Linked DNA regions of Homo sapiens: region 1 is linked to region 2. The links are chromatin contacts, found by Hi-C or POLR2A ChIA-PET in ENCODE. All regions are on one chromosome and are shown on one strand. Each heading gives the region's core, a stretch centred on a gene start or an enhancer-like site at or near the end of the contact. The rest is flanking DNA. Distances are from core to core; before and after follow the strand shown.

Region 1 (7,411 bases), core at 276-2,775, 66 kb after region 2:
ATTTGAACACTCTCATCAGGATGACTTTTTTCCAAGCTAATAAACCGAATTTGTAACTCAAGCATAAGATATAGTTCTTGAGATTCATTAGAGAACCAAATTTAACTAAAATCGGACAATGACTTTTATAAGTTATGAAGTGGACAGACATGAAATGCAGAGCAATTGGGATGTGAAAATACCTAGCTTTTCTCTATCAAAAAACTATTCTGCTTTTTTGTGAAACAGATTGTGTTCTTAACTTTCAGAAATGCCCTTATGTTTAATTACAATGTCACTAGTTTTCCAGTCATGAGTAACTCATCTTCATGGAGGCCCCCACAGTAGCAGAATTTGAGGCATTGTTAATCATTATGTTTGTAAATTTAATTCCATGCTAGTCTCATAATTCTTACTCATCAGATGAAGATGAAGATGATGATAATAGCAAACACCTATGTAGTGCTTACCATGGCCAGGGACAGTTTTTATATACTGTGCAAATGCAAAGTGTTCCAGAATTCCAAACCTTTTGAGAGCTGACAGTGGTCAAAGGAAATGCTCTTTGGAGCGTTTTGAATTTTCGGATTTAGGATGCTGAAGCAGTAAGTATATAATGCAAATGTTCCAAAATCTGAAAAGATAAAAAATCTGAAACACTTTTGGGCCCAAGCATTTTGAAAAAGGGACCCACAATCTGTAAAGAGAGAAAGAGAATAACATGTGCATATATATATATTAAAATAAACATGTATAAAATATGTATGTAATATTCTCAGCAACCCCAAGAGAGTGGAGGTTATTATCAGTATTTTACAGATGAGGAAACTAGGCACAGAACAGGTATAAACCTTTTCCTGGGTAACACAGTTACTAAGTGGAGCAGAGATTCAAACCCACATGATTTGAAATCCTCCAGGGCCCACACTCTTGATCATAAAGTTTTACAACTTGTCGAGGGCAAGGTCATTGTTCTTTGCATTCTTAGGAATCTTAGAATAAATAATGAGAATTATTAGCTGAGCAGTTACTGAGTAACGGAGGCTGGAGCATCTTTCCAGGCCAAAGAGGAGGGACAAAGGGCACATATCGGAGTAGGAAGAAACATTTATTTCTTTTTCCCTTGTGTATGTTTATAGAATAGAGAACCTCAGTTTGGGCTATTGCTATTTTTCTAATACTACCAAGCACAGGGATATTTAAAAAAAAAAAAAAAAAAAAAAAAAACCTGGTCGAGGAATCCTAAAAACCTAGTCGAGGGGTCTTAGGGATGACATAGGGTTATAGCCTCAATCTATCACTTATTAACCATGGAACTCAGCAAGTTGCCTCGCCATCAGTTTTCTCCTCCATAATATAGAGGAGAGGGGAAAGGAAGGGCTATGATGATCACATGAAATTATAATTAATACCACATAAATTATATAAAACTATGCAGTTGTCAACCTTTCATTATAACTTATGATTCAACTTAAAATATGTGATCCTTATGGCCTTAATTAAGCTTAGTTTCCCACAAAAGTATGTGTGTTTAAGTAGAAGGCAATATTTGTGGTTTTTAATCATACTTAGCTGCTTGAGTGCTTAAATTGTCATCTCTTAAGAATTTCCTGTCACATGATTAAGTTTAGGTTCCATGATCCCAGCTGAAAGATTTCCTTGTTTTTTGGTCCAAACTAGCAGGAGCACTAAATGGCTAAGGTGATATTTGAGGTCTGGAGCTAATAATGTAAATTATCTTGTTAGGATGTTAAATACTGAAAATATTCCTTAGTTTCCACAAACACTGATTGCTTTTCAACCTTGGGCACAGTATAAGCAGATGACAGAGGGGGAGCTTCAGGAATGCTACTGGTAATAATAGATACCATATGAATGGAGTGGCCAAACCCAAGGGGCCACACCAGCTTACAAGCGCCGTATGGGCTCATTTATCTACAGTGGGGTTTGAGCACAGCTATGATGAATAAACTCCCTGGTGTATTTCTTTCTCTTTTTTTCTTAATTCTTTTTCAAAATTAGATACCTCCTCATTCAGGGAGAGCAAGACCCGTGGTTTGGATCAACCTATCTTACATATTTGAAGAGCCCTGGCGCCAGTACTCTAAGCAGTTGATTTATGCTGGTCAGACCATATCCAGAATGTTATATTTGGACTGGGGTGGGAAGGGGGATGCATATTAAGGTCATTGGTAACTGGAATGTGAGCAGGACTGTGAGCTCTCTGCAGATGCCATTGTGAGGAGCTTTAAGGGACTGAGTGGTTTCACTTGGAAAAAGGAAAGATGGTGGAAGAGGGGATAGAGGAACACAGTCTTGGCATTTCTCTATAGGTTTTTCAGGAGCTGCTGATTTGGAAAGGGAATTGGACTTGTTTCCTGCAGCTCTAGTCTCTTAGGTCTTAGTTGCCACATTTGTACAATCAGGGATTGGATTGTTTTTCAAAGGTCTCTCTCCGGGCCACAGTCCTAAGACTAACCAGGTTTCATGACTGGGTGGCCCTGGAAGGCAGGCCTCTCAGAGTGAGCTCCTGTTTGAGAATGGAATGTGCCAATATTGTACTCTCCAAAAGAAATTTAATATGAGCCACATGTAATTTTAACTTTTCTAGAAGCCTTATTTTAAAAAGAAATAGATGAAATTAATTCTAATAATATATTTTATTTAACCCAATATATCCAAAAATATTTAAATATGTAATAAATGTAAAAAATTGATGAAATATTTTACATTCTTTGTTTCATACAACATCTTCAAAATCCAGTGTGTGTTTCACACAGCACATCTCAGTTTGTACTAGCCATGTCTCAAGTGCTCAAGTGCCACCTGTGGCCAGTGGCGGCCATCATGGGCAGCACAGCTTTAACGACCATGTGAGTGCTTACCATGTGCCAGACCTCACAGAAGGCTTTAGATCTTTTCATCCAATCCTTGCATCAGTCCTGAGAGATTCCTGTTTTATAAACGAAAAAACAAAACCTACAAGGATTATATAACTTGCACAAATCCACATGGCTAATATGCAACAAGAGTCCAAGCCAAGACAGATTTGGCTTTAAATCTGTCCGTCCCCGTCGTCCTTAAGCACTAGACACACTGTAGTGGGAGGGAGGTGGGTTCCCTGTCATGGGACTGGATGGTTACTTATGTCTGAGGTAGAACTTTGGCAATGAATTCCACAGGCCTGGTGTACAGTAGAAGTCCAAGGGAAACAGGCTGTGTGAGCAGTTTGTCCTCCAGCAACTCTTGAGCAAATAAACATTCTTTGTCTTTGGTGGGGCACGTTTTATTGACTCCAGTCATTTGGTCATTGCACAGCTTCTCTAAAGAACTAGAAGTTCCCTAGAAACTGTATATCACAATTAGTTCTGAGAATACTATTTCAAACAAGAAAGTTACTATATTGACATTTTTTAAATCATCCAAAGCTTTTATTTTTAACTCAGTGTTCCTGTTTAATACATTGATGATGATGGCTGGAGGAAGGTGGTGTGTAGGAAGGAAAGGATACATTGCTTTCTCAGCCACAGCCGCTTTAGGAAACATGCCATCCCCCACGTGGCTGTAATTAGCTGTGGGCCCACCTTTGAGTCTCTGTGGAGTATTTAGCTGTGCATTCCCAGACAGCCTGTAAATCCCCAGCAGCAAAGGGTCATGGGGCCAGAGGAAATGGTTCTCCAAAGGCTAGGGGGAAGGGAGGCAAGGAAGACACATTGTGATTGTTCTTTTCACACAGACTTCTGATAAATAGGAAATGAGAAAAATGATGTTTACAGATGGCTTATTGGATTTTATCCTATTTTCAAAAGTAATATATTTGTAATTAACTTGAAGGGTTTTCTCTGTCATTTGGGAGTAGTTGCCCATATCCTTCAAAATGTGAAAATTTTGTTCTCATTTCTAAATTTCATGCTACATGAACATTTCCTGCTAGAGTTTAGGAAGAAAAATTAGTCATTCAGTGATATCATGTAATGACTCTGAAATAACTAAAGTTAAATGCAATAACGGGACTACAGTAAAAGTGAAACTTCAGATGTCAATTAGACCAGTGTATGTATAATTTAAACAAACTTTTGTCTGTGTTTCCTTTTCTTCTTTCTTTTCTTTCTTTCTATCTATCTATCTAGATATCTATCTGAGATGGTATCTCACTCTGTCACCCAGGCTGGAGTGCAGTGGCACGATTTCAGCTTACTGCAACCTCTGCCTCCCGGGTTTAAGCAATTCTCACACTTAGGCCTCCTGAGCAGCTGGAATTACAGGCACATGCCACCATGCCCAGCTAATTTTTGTATCCTTAGTAGGGATGGGGTTTCGCCATGTTGGCCAGGGTGGTCTGGAACTTCTGACCGCAGGTGATCCGCCCACCTCGGCCTCCCAACATGCTGGGATTACAGGAGTGAGCCACCGCGCCTGGCCCTTTTTTTTCTTTTTAGAAGGAAAGCCTTTTCCAATAATACTGTTTCCACCTTATGTAAAAGTGAGCAAATTTGACCCTTTAGCTTTTATGTTAAAACCTTTGTACGTAATTACATAACATGATGCCTCCCTAGGAAGTGGTGGCCAATTGCCATAAAGAACACCTATGAGAGAACTACGGTTTTCGTACTTCCAGAAGAATTTTCCAGCTCTTTACTGTTTACTGAGAAGCTCTTCTATTCTCTTCCACCTGAAGACTGGAAGAAGACCTAACAAATAGGTTTCTTTGTTAACCCTATTTGTTAGTTGCTCAGGCCCTTGAACACCATCCTCCTCGCTGCTGTGTCAGCTGACAGACCAAGCCTCCACAGCCCACACTGAACGTTCGCTCCCACTGGTCTTCAGACTCTTTAATAGCTTTCTGATAGTAGGAAAGGTAACAGTTGGTCTGGCTCCTAAAGGCTTATGAGGTATTAAGCCAGCTCAGAAGTCTAGGTGCTATTAAAGTCAGGAAAGGAGAATATTAGATATCATTCCTGCACTCTGCAGTAGCAGGCCATATCAGCAGCACTTGCTCCCCCTGCCCATCAAAAAGTAGTCTCCGTCTAAAAAAGAAGGAAAAGTATTTAGAGAGGAAATCTTGTGATACACTTGTGCCCATGTTACTGACAGTATAATGCTACAACATCAAGCACAGAAAGCCCAGACTTTGATTATCAAGCATTCATAAACTTTCAGGAGCCTTATAGCAGACCTGGTGAATATCCGCAAGAATGTTTTATTTTAAGGTATTATCTTTGAAGCTTCAGTATTGTATGTGTTTGTGCACTCTCTTAGGAGAAACAGATTTTTGTGCATAAGGACTACAGTCTGAAAGTCTGTCTCTTTCTCTGGTTTGTTAAGGACCAAGAAGCTGATAATTGATGTGATCCGGAACCAGCCAGGGAACACATTGACAGAAATCTTAGAGACACCAGCAACTGCGCAACAGGTAATTTGACTTTAAGTGTAAAATAATAATAGACAGGTGTTGATTTTCTTCATAAATCTTTATGCCATATGTTTATTATCTCAGAGAAACTGTATCTGACATGGTCCGGAAGTAAGGAATTTTATCTATTACTGCAGTGGACTTAGTTCAGCCATATATAAACCTGTATGAAGTATCAATGGGAATGAAATAGAAAATACAGCACCAAATTCATGCCGAATATACTTTTGTCTTAACCTAGGATGATAGTTCTGGGTTTTTCAAAGCCCGGAAATGTTCATCATAATGGGCAAATAAGTCAGTTGAGAGAGTTCTAGCTGACAGGATATTGAAAAATACCTTTCACATTTTATGTATTTACTAACTTGAAACAAATAAGCGACTCACATGTTAAAGATGTTTTCCAAATGCTTCAGAAGCAAATGTTGAGTCCACTGAGTCAAAGCATCATTATGTTAGCGTAAGTGAGGTTTCACAACAATCTTGCATTTAGCTTTTTATTAACATCTTTGAAAATACGTCATTGTTCGTTCTAAAATAAATTCAAGGTTGTTATTTTAGTACCAATAATTGCCGCTCCCTAAACAAAAGTTAATTATTTAATTAACTATTTCTTAGCACAGCTACACATAATTTTCCTGGATCATTCTTAATTTAATTGATTGCCAAGGAATCCTTGTAATAGTTTTTAATTTAAAAAATATAAAAGGCTGGGCATGGTGGCTCATGTCTGTAATCCCAATACTTTGGAAGGCTGAGGTGTGTAGATCACTTGAGCCCAGGAGTTCAACACCAGCCTGGACAACACAGTGAGACCCCCATCTCTAATTTTTAAAAATTTTTAATAAAAAATGTAAAGCAAAACTTCAAATCACACGTTTGTTAATATGTGGGTATGTTTTAAACAATGTGGGTAAAATATTATACTAGGTTAGTATAAAAGACTTTTACTCCTTACTATTTTTCATTTTCCCCTAAATGTATCATGAATAAGTGACTAAGAACACAGACTTCTGAGATCAACTATACCTCTGCACCTCCTAGGTGTGTAACTCTGTGCACTTAGAAGCATTGCTGTGCCGCAGTTTCCTCAACTGTAAAATGGGTATAATAATAGTACCCAGCTCACAGGCAGGATTAAGTCAATTAAACATGTTAAGTGGGTACATCTGTATCTGGTGCACATTAAGTGCTCAACAATGTTGGCTGCTGCTTTTGTTATTTACTGCTAACCTGGTAATAATGTTCCAATAATATTGACCTACCTGTCCTGTGTCTAAGATTACTGTCCCTAACTAATAGTCGTTTCCTTAGACTTCATCTATTGGGTCAGTCAATTGTCTAGTACAATGAAATGGGAAGACCAATAGTCTCTTTTTGTTACTGTTTCCTTGAACAGACTATCCAAAGAGTATTCATTCATTCATTCATTTACTCATCGTTTGGGAATTTATAATGTGCTAGAATATTCTTATTCCCTTTGGCTCAAAGAAACTTTGCAAGTTTTTCAGAGTTGCTGGTTTGTGATTCCCTTATAAGAATAAAGCTCTCTGACTGCCTTACTGTTGGTTTAGTTTAGGACTCTCCATAAACATGGCTGATGTGTGAGAGTTTAGCTGGGTTCTGAACATTCAGGGTTCTCATAGCCACATTTCAATAGGTAATCTAGTTTTAGTTTCCTCAGCTAGCCTATCCAGGAATTGAAATCCTTCCATGTGGGGAACAAAGTAGCAGTTATCCATTAAAATATGTCCATTACTATAGTGATTTGTCACCTTGGCAATAAAGTAGCTATTGAGAATTTTTCCCAAATAAGGCTTGCTATCGAAAAGATGAAGTAATTCCTTTCAAAGACCTACTTCAAAACTCAGGAAGAACATGTTCTGGTTCTAGTCTCTGAACTTTGGCTGGAGGACTACTTTCATTTTGACATTAACTTGCATTGTGTAGCTTATGAACTGTGAAATTAGGGGATCAGAGAAAACTCAGCATCTTGATATTCTCTTTTCAGGAGGTAGA
Region 2 (7,378 bases), core at 1,433-3,932:
TGGACTTTAGGGGTAATGACAGATTTTAAGGGAAGAGGAAACAAAGGAGGAAAAATCGGAAGATGAAATCGGTATGAGGACCTAAGAAGTTGGAAATGAATTCTTTAAAAGATAGAAACACATCAACTATATGCTATCAATATTTGGTGTTACTTGGCATGTTGATGTTAATAATCCTAATTCCTGCAATTTCAAAAACAAAATCTTAAAGCTCAAACCTGAACATTTATTATTATATAACTTTTTGTAACCCTTTCACATGTATAGAAAATAGATTCTCCCAGATTTCTAATGTTACCTTTAAGATAGACTTCTATGCCAAATATAAACCTCATTCTTATCGATTTAAAATGCCAGTACTGCGCCATTATGTCTTGTCCCATGGCCTCAAAATTCCTCCATATTGAATACTTGAAGTTAGTGTTTAGTAACCTATGTTTCATTCAGAGCCAGTTTCTCTTCCTGCTTTAATCTCTAGCAGTTAGCTCCCGGGTGAAATGGAAACCCTCCACGTAAACCTGAGATTGCACAAGCTGAATTCACGGTGTAAAATAGAGGAGGTGTGTCCTAGTAACTGAGGGGTATGGAGGTGATCAGGTATCATTTAAGAAAAGGTAGATTAAAGAAAAGGAAAGAAAAATTTGGGAGGCAGCATTCTTCTATGCCTGTATTTAGAGGTGATCTTAGAAGCTGTGTTGTGTGACACACAAACCCTTCTGCTCACTTTTGCATTTTGGAAAAGTTCTTGCATCTGACATCACCCAAAGAGAAGTGCCTTTAAAGATAGGCACAAAGTTAGAGAATGGTGCCTGAAGAGCATGCCGTACAAGTTATTAGCCTGATTTTAAAAAGCTGTTAAAACCAAGTGTTTGTCCGTTTTCAGAAAGTTTCTGGGATTTAGCAAGACATCATGCCTCCAGACATGCCAAACAGTGCCTGTGTTTTGTGGAAAAGTTGATTTGATTCCATTTTCCGTGAGAATGCCAGATCTGGGTCCACTTAAATAAGGCTTTTATTCCTCAGAGCCTGGTTTTCCTTATGAATTGTACTCATTGTTAAATTTTTTTATTGTATTTTAATTCTTTATAGAGGCTTCCATTGGGCATAATATTTCGGAAATGTTTTTCTATCCGGGAAAAGGCCTTGAAGAACTAATCCAAAGAGAATGAACTCCGGCCTCTCAGGGGTGTCCAAGGGAGAGAATACAGTCATGGATTCATAGTTTCTGTTTCTAGTTGAGCCAGTAAAGCCCCTTCCTCATCCCTCTTTTCCATTTACCTCTAGAGACAGAAACTAAAAACCATGGCTTCAGGCTGCTAAAAGCCTAAAACAAAACAAAACCACAACGAAATAAGGCAGGTTGGACAAGCTTGCTTCATTCTTCCTTCACATTTCTCCCCCACCCCATGGAAGAAAGCAAATTCACTGCCTCTTTGTTTCCTTCAGAGGCCCCCGTTTTCACCTCCATCAAACCCTATTAGCGTCTTGAAGGAACCACCCCCGAAAACCTTGCTTCTTTTGCAATTCTGCTTCTCAACATATTGGCCCATCTACTCCCAGAAAGAGCGTGCACTTATTATATTCATAAATCCCACATGTGCTTACTGCTAATCACCACAGATTCTCTTAGAGCTCTCTGCAACCGCTCAGGGATTCCAAATGTGAATTTAAGCAATGTTCCTTTAGAAAGCATTGATTTCTGTTTTTGTTTCCCTTGCTATGTCCAGTCTTTGCCTCTCCCACTCCTAACAATGTTGACTGGAGTGTGTGACCTAACAAAGAGTAACAGGTACAGACCTATCCCAAATTTGTTATTTTTGGAAAAAGCAGGAGGTTTCAGGCTAACATTGTGATGGGTAAAGTGGAAAGTACATTCAAAGTTGAATAATAGTATTTGGGAGACCTTATTTTTAAAATTAAAAAATCATATATGAGGGTAGGGAGAACTCCCCACTTAAAGTCAAAAAAGGTCATTCATTTCGGAAATACTGACTTATTAGCATTGCCAGCTATTGAAAGCAGATGACTTTCTCTTTCTGGCAGTATTCTTGTTTCTCCCATTTATGTCTCACCAAGAGGTTTAAACACAGGATATATATTTTAATCCCTAGAAAAAGTGCCATCTTTGCTTAACCAGAAGAGAAATTCTTACAAACACAAAAACGACTTTCAAAATTGCTCCCTGACTTAATCGTAGACATCTAAAATCTTGAATATGCCACACATTTTTAAACATCAGGAGGGAACACTTAGTCTATGACCAGGTTTGAATAGAGTGAATGAACTATAGATGTTCATTTCCATGATTCTACCTTTTAATAATAAAGATCAAACTGCCTTTGGGGTTTACAGTTTGTGTGAGATGCAAAGAAACCTAGGTTCAGTTGACTCTTAATTTGTAACAGAAACCCACATCCCCATCCTACCCCCTGAGAAAATTGCTTACCACTCTGACAAAAAGTGGGCAACAGAAGCAGGAGGCCAGCAGCTGCAAAGATGAGGGCTTTCATTTTGATGACCTGAGTCCCGTCTCTTAAACGTTATGAAATCTGTAAAATCATGGAGCACAATTTCACCTCAGTTCCATGTGTCAGCAGCAAATGGAAGCCTTGGTCTGTCTGTAGAAGTTTGCTCTCCTGTGCCGTGCAGGCAGGAAACTTGCCCTGGTCCTCCGCAGGGAAAGGATGTAATCCACTCGATGCTTCAGTAAGCATGACTCAGGCCAAGCCTCTGAACGTGTTACGTTATCCCTGGAGAAAGGCATTTAACTCTTACCCACCCCCAACAATCTATTCTGAATAGGTGCTGTAATTCTCCCCTAGTAGATTTGCTTTTAAAGAATGGCAGAAATTACACAGGCCTTTACAGAACTAAGCCAAAAACAGATGTTGAACAGCAGTAAGTTTTGAATCTGTCCCACATTTCATTTCTTATCCGTTTTAAAAATGCAGTTCCAGAGTGTAATTTCTACTTAATAAATTATCCTTTCCTTTATCTTCCCAGCTATTTCAAATCTTAATCCTTAAACACTTTACATAATTATAAATTAATCATGGAAAACAAACTTTTAAGAAATTCAAATTGAGCGGTGAATCACTTTGAAAATTTTCCATCAATGTAATATTGATTTCAGTTTGTCGTCAGTGCCTGGCCAGAACCTGGCTTTTGAGTGGTGGTGGTTTTTCTTCGCCGGGTGAGGATGGCGTTTGTTCAGGCTTTTTTTTTTTTTTTTGCCTTATCTTGATGTGTTTTGAGCCATTCAATAACCCTTAGGGTCAGATAACTGGAGGAACCTCCCAAACAACGCTGTTCAGTTAAACTAAAATCATAGCACATCATGAAAATGAGGACTCCCTTTATTCCATGAGTGTTGGTGAATAAGTCTACAATAAGATATTTTTAATAGTGGTAAAATATACGTAACATAAAATTTACTATCTTAACCAGTATTAAGTGTACAGTTCAGTAATGTTAAATACATTCACATTGTTGTACAACATATAAGCTTTTATGAATTGTTATATTCTGTAGAGTATGACTTAATATACAGTAAAAAAATGCATTATAACACATTTTTCTGTAGTTAATAAAACTTAAACTTGAAGCCTGACCATCCCACAGCCTGCTCTTTACAAAATGCAGCAAGAATCAGAAAATACAAATTTCACATGAGACTTAAAGGCTAGGGATATGCTAGGAAGAAATTGATCTGCGGAAACCTTTCACATCTTGATTAAATTACATTAGACCAAGATTTTTACAAAGGTCAGTGTTTAATACTTCAACTACATAATATATGGTTATACAAACTGAGATAGAATGTTATTATATTGCAGAAATATAAAACCTAAAATATTGACAAAGGTTTTTTTTGTTTCATTAGAACTTTTCTGGGAGTTATCTAAATTCAGGAATTTATGACTTGATTTGCACATGGCCTAGTTTCTGGTCATTTAATTCATTTGTAACTCTTATGTTGAACCTGGCTGTTTAACTGAAGTGGAGGTGTGGCCGTCCCATAAATATACTATTATTTTCAGTCTTCTGGTGAACAACTGAAAAAGCAGACTTGGCTGGGCACAGTGGCTCATGCCTGTAATCCCAGCACTTTGTAAGGCTGAGGTGGGGGGATCACTTGAGGTCAGGAGTTTGAGACCAGCCTGACCAACATGGTGAAACCCCATCTCTACTAAAAATGCAAAAATTAGCTGAGCGTGGTGGCGGGCGCCTGTTATCCCAGCTACTTGGGAGGCTGAGGCAGGAGAATAGCTTGACCCTGAGAGGCGGAGGTTGCAGTGAGCAAGCCTGGGTGACAGAGCAACACTCCATCTCAAAAATAAAATAAATAAGAAAAAGCAGACTTTACATTGATAAGATTCAGCTTTTACTTTTGGTTTTACATTTAACTCTAGTAATCGTTAGTTCAATGTTTCATAATTTAAACCGTTGACTTAAATTCATCTGATTTGTAATTTCTCTCTTCAGTTTGGCCTATAAGACTAATACTTTAAGCTTTGAAGTAAGATTGTTACTGCCTTCTCATCTGGGTAGAAATCTGTGTGGTGTATCTTCTACAGTGATAAGTTATGAAGGAAGGCAAATACCCTTCAAAAGAACTGAGACACATAAATGAACTCATAGAGCTTAGTTTTTAGGTTATAGCTGGGGAGTGTTGGGTTCTCTTAGATCTTGTAAACAGAGAAAAATTAGCTCCTGCTTCCCTGTCTCTTTTTTTCCTCCTCTAGTCTTCCCCTTTCCACCCGGCTTCCTGTTTGAGCCTCCCCCATCCATTCTTGAAAGAAATGGAAAATCTTGCTGATGCTTCCCTTGTAGTCTGCCGCATAGCTAGAGGTGATTGTGGAAGCAGGCACCAACACTTCCCCAGAGGTCTCCTTTAGCCCAGATGTTGCACGATGAAATAACAGATAGTTTATCTCATTTTCAGAGCCCTTTCCACATGCATTATCTCACGTTAACCTCTGAGGAAAATAGTGTTAGAAGCCTGCCAGAGGAACCAGTGACTATTTCCTCTCCTTCCTGCCCCCATCCATCTTAAGTTTTAAATGACGGAGTCGGTGCCAGATCCATTACCTTTCATTCATCACAGTCTTGACTTAGGATTTAGAACACGACACTTATTCCTACACATAGGTAAAATGTTCCCATTTGTTAAATGTCACATGTTTCCTGAAAATATCTCTGCTGATAATTATTTACTTGCCATCTCAGAAAAGATTTTATAAAACACAATTGCTACCTGGAAGTTCCACTTAATATCTGTCAGGGCTGCTTTTGTAGCAGGACCATCAGAATCAACCCAAAGTTAAATAGGAATATTTACCTATAATAGGAATAATGCAATACATTTTCATTGCTGCTGTTGCTTCCTTTCTAAAGCTATCTTTAACTACTTAGTCTTTGCTCCCCCTGCAACTTGACACCTTTACCATAGGTTAACCCTTTCTCACCTATGTCTGGATCATGTGTCTGCAGTATATATTGCCCTGATCACATTGTATTATAATTCTTTTTCTTTTTTTTCTTCTTTTCTTTTTTTTTTTTTTTTTTTGTGAGACAGAGTCTCACTCTGTCCCAAGGCTGGAGTTCAGTGGCCTGACCTTGGCTTACTGCAACCTCCACCCACCAGGTTCAAGCAATCCTCCCGCCTTCCTCCCAAGTAGCTGGGACTACAGGCATGCACCACCACTCCTGGCTAATTTTTGTATTTTTAGTAGAGATGAGGTTTCACCATGTTGGCCAGGCTGGTCTCGAACTCCTGACCTCAAGTGGTCCACCACCCTCAGCCTCTCAAAGTGCTGGGATTACAGGTGTAAGCCACCATGCCCAGCTATATGTCTTGACACATCTGTCTCTTACACTACATTGTTAGGTCCTTGAGGACAATCACCATGTTGTTGTTTGTTTTTAATTTTTGTCTCTGTGTCTGATAAATATCGACGATCCCTGTGTTTCTCTCAAATTAAAAATATCCCATGGTACCCTGGGACACCTTGACACTTAGTTTGGGAACCACAATAATTGATTGAGGGAGAGAGTGTTTGACTAGGGTAGCCCGGGAAGACTTTTTGGAGTAGGTAGCATTTGAGTTGAGACCTGAATGGTAAGAAAAAGCCAACAGCCACACAGTGAGGGTAGAGTATTGTGGTCTGAAAGAGACTCGTGTGAAGGTCTAGAACAGGAAGGGGGAAGTAAACGGGTGTGAGGTGCAGCCAGAGAGGCAGTAGGCAGGGCCATGCCGTTGGAGCCCCGCCATCCCTGAGAAGGCACCCTGTGTTTCCTTCTAACTGCCGGGGGAAGCCTTTGGGGAAGCTTTAAGTAGAGGAGTGGTGCACTGAGCTATCTATTTTGAAGGGATCCTCTGGGCCCTCTGTAGAGGGCCACTGTGGTGAGGGCAAGCTTAGATGCAGCAGAAGCTGCTAGGGGGCTGATGCAGCTGTCCAGTTGGGAGATGATGGGGGGCTGGACTAAAGAGTGGTGGGGAAGAAGGAGGAAGTGGTCGGGTTTGGGGTCTGCTTCATTAGGAGTGTGTACAGTATATGGCAGAGCTGGATAGTTGCTGATTAAGAATTTGTGGGAATTATGATTAAATGGCTCCTCAAAAGCAGTTATTAATTCTGTTTCCTCATCATTCACTCTTCTTTCTTTTTATTCTGTGACATTGTCCCCAGGACTCTGAGAGTGTTTCCAAAGTGCTTTGGCTGGATGAGATACAGCAAGCCGTCGATGATGCCAACGTGGACAAGGACAGAGCAAAACAATGTAAGCCCTCACCTCCTTTGCTCTTGAAACTTGCCTTTTTGGATTTGGTTATGTGCCTGAAGTCATGTGATTTTTAATTTCTGAAAGATTTGGATTCTTACCAAGTTTTAGTTCTTGGACACATAATTATACCGAAATTAGTTGGTTGCCCTATTGTCAGTGATTTGACTCTATCTCCAACAAAATGTAACAATGTTGCTGAACAAAATCCAGAAGGTAAAAAATAGTTTTTAAGCTCTCAAATTGTATAATTGAATAAAATTCTTTTTTTCTCTTGATTTTTAGAGAACTAGACCATTTCTACTTAATAAATGCCTTTTTCTCCTTTCCATGGCCTTTATAGTTACCAGGGTTTTCCACAGAAACAGAACCAATAGGAGACCTATGGAGTTGGCTAGCTGATCATGGTGCAACTAGAAGTGAAATAGACTGGCAGTCTACTCAATTCTTACTTAATCTGTACAACTGGATGAGTTTTGGGTCAAGCAAACAGAAGTCTACCTTGAATCATAAAAATAGTCATGGACCCTCAATCAGTTCCCAGAATGGGGCCAGTTTACAAACCCAGAACCCCTCAAATGAAGGGAAGGCCAGGCCC

What was found. Hi-C counts contacts between places; a loop is a spot of excess contacts on that map. ChIA-PET counts read pairs that join two places held with the same protein, here RNA polymerase II (POLR2A). Pooled maps may share reads with other maps.
Region 1: a loop to region 2 is called in a pooled map, with 4 times the contacts of the local background. The contact joins the enhancer-like site here to the promoter of F2RL2 in region 2. A Hi-C loop is called at or near these places in 3 of 168 maps with a recorded cell type or tissue (A673, IMR-90 and chondrocyte) and 3 of 50 pooled maps. POLR2A ChIA-PET finds 5 or more read pairs at or near these places in 3 of 52 experiments (AG04450, CD8-positive, alpha-beta T cell and OCI-LY7).

Annotation. Positions count from the first base shown.
Region 1 is chr5:76,688,051-76,695,461 of GRCh38, forward strand. IQGAP2 (IQ motif containing GTPase activating protein 2) reads left to right here. Exons shown (of 36, transcript NM_006633.5): 31 at 5,305-5,392; 32 at 7,404-7,411. Among named protein-coding and RNA genes, the nearest start is that of NCRUPAR, 21 kb to the right of the region's middle. Within about 2 kb of position 1,526, at least 5 of the 41 ENCODE cell types and tissues checked have a DNase peak (open chromatin) inside an H3K27ac peak, as active enhancers do.
Region 2 is chr5:76,620,721-76,628,098 of GRCh38, forward strand. It overlaps F2RL2 (coagulation factor II thrombin receptor like 2), which reads right to left and starts at 2,683. Exons shown (of 2, transcript NM_004101.4): 1 at 2,447-2,683. The coding sequence starts at 2,510. It overlaps IQGAP2 (IQ motif containing GTPase activating protein 2), which reads left to right. Exons shown (of 36, transcript NM_006633.5): 14 at 6,690-6,780. RefSeq lists a silencer at 2,464-2,758.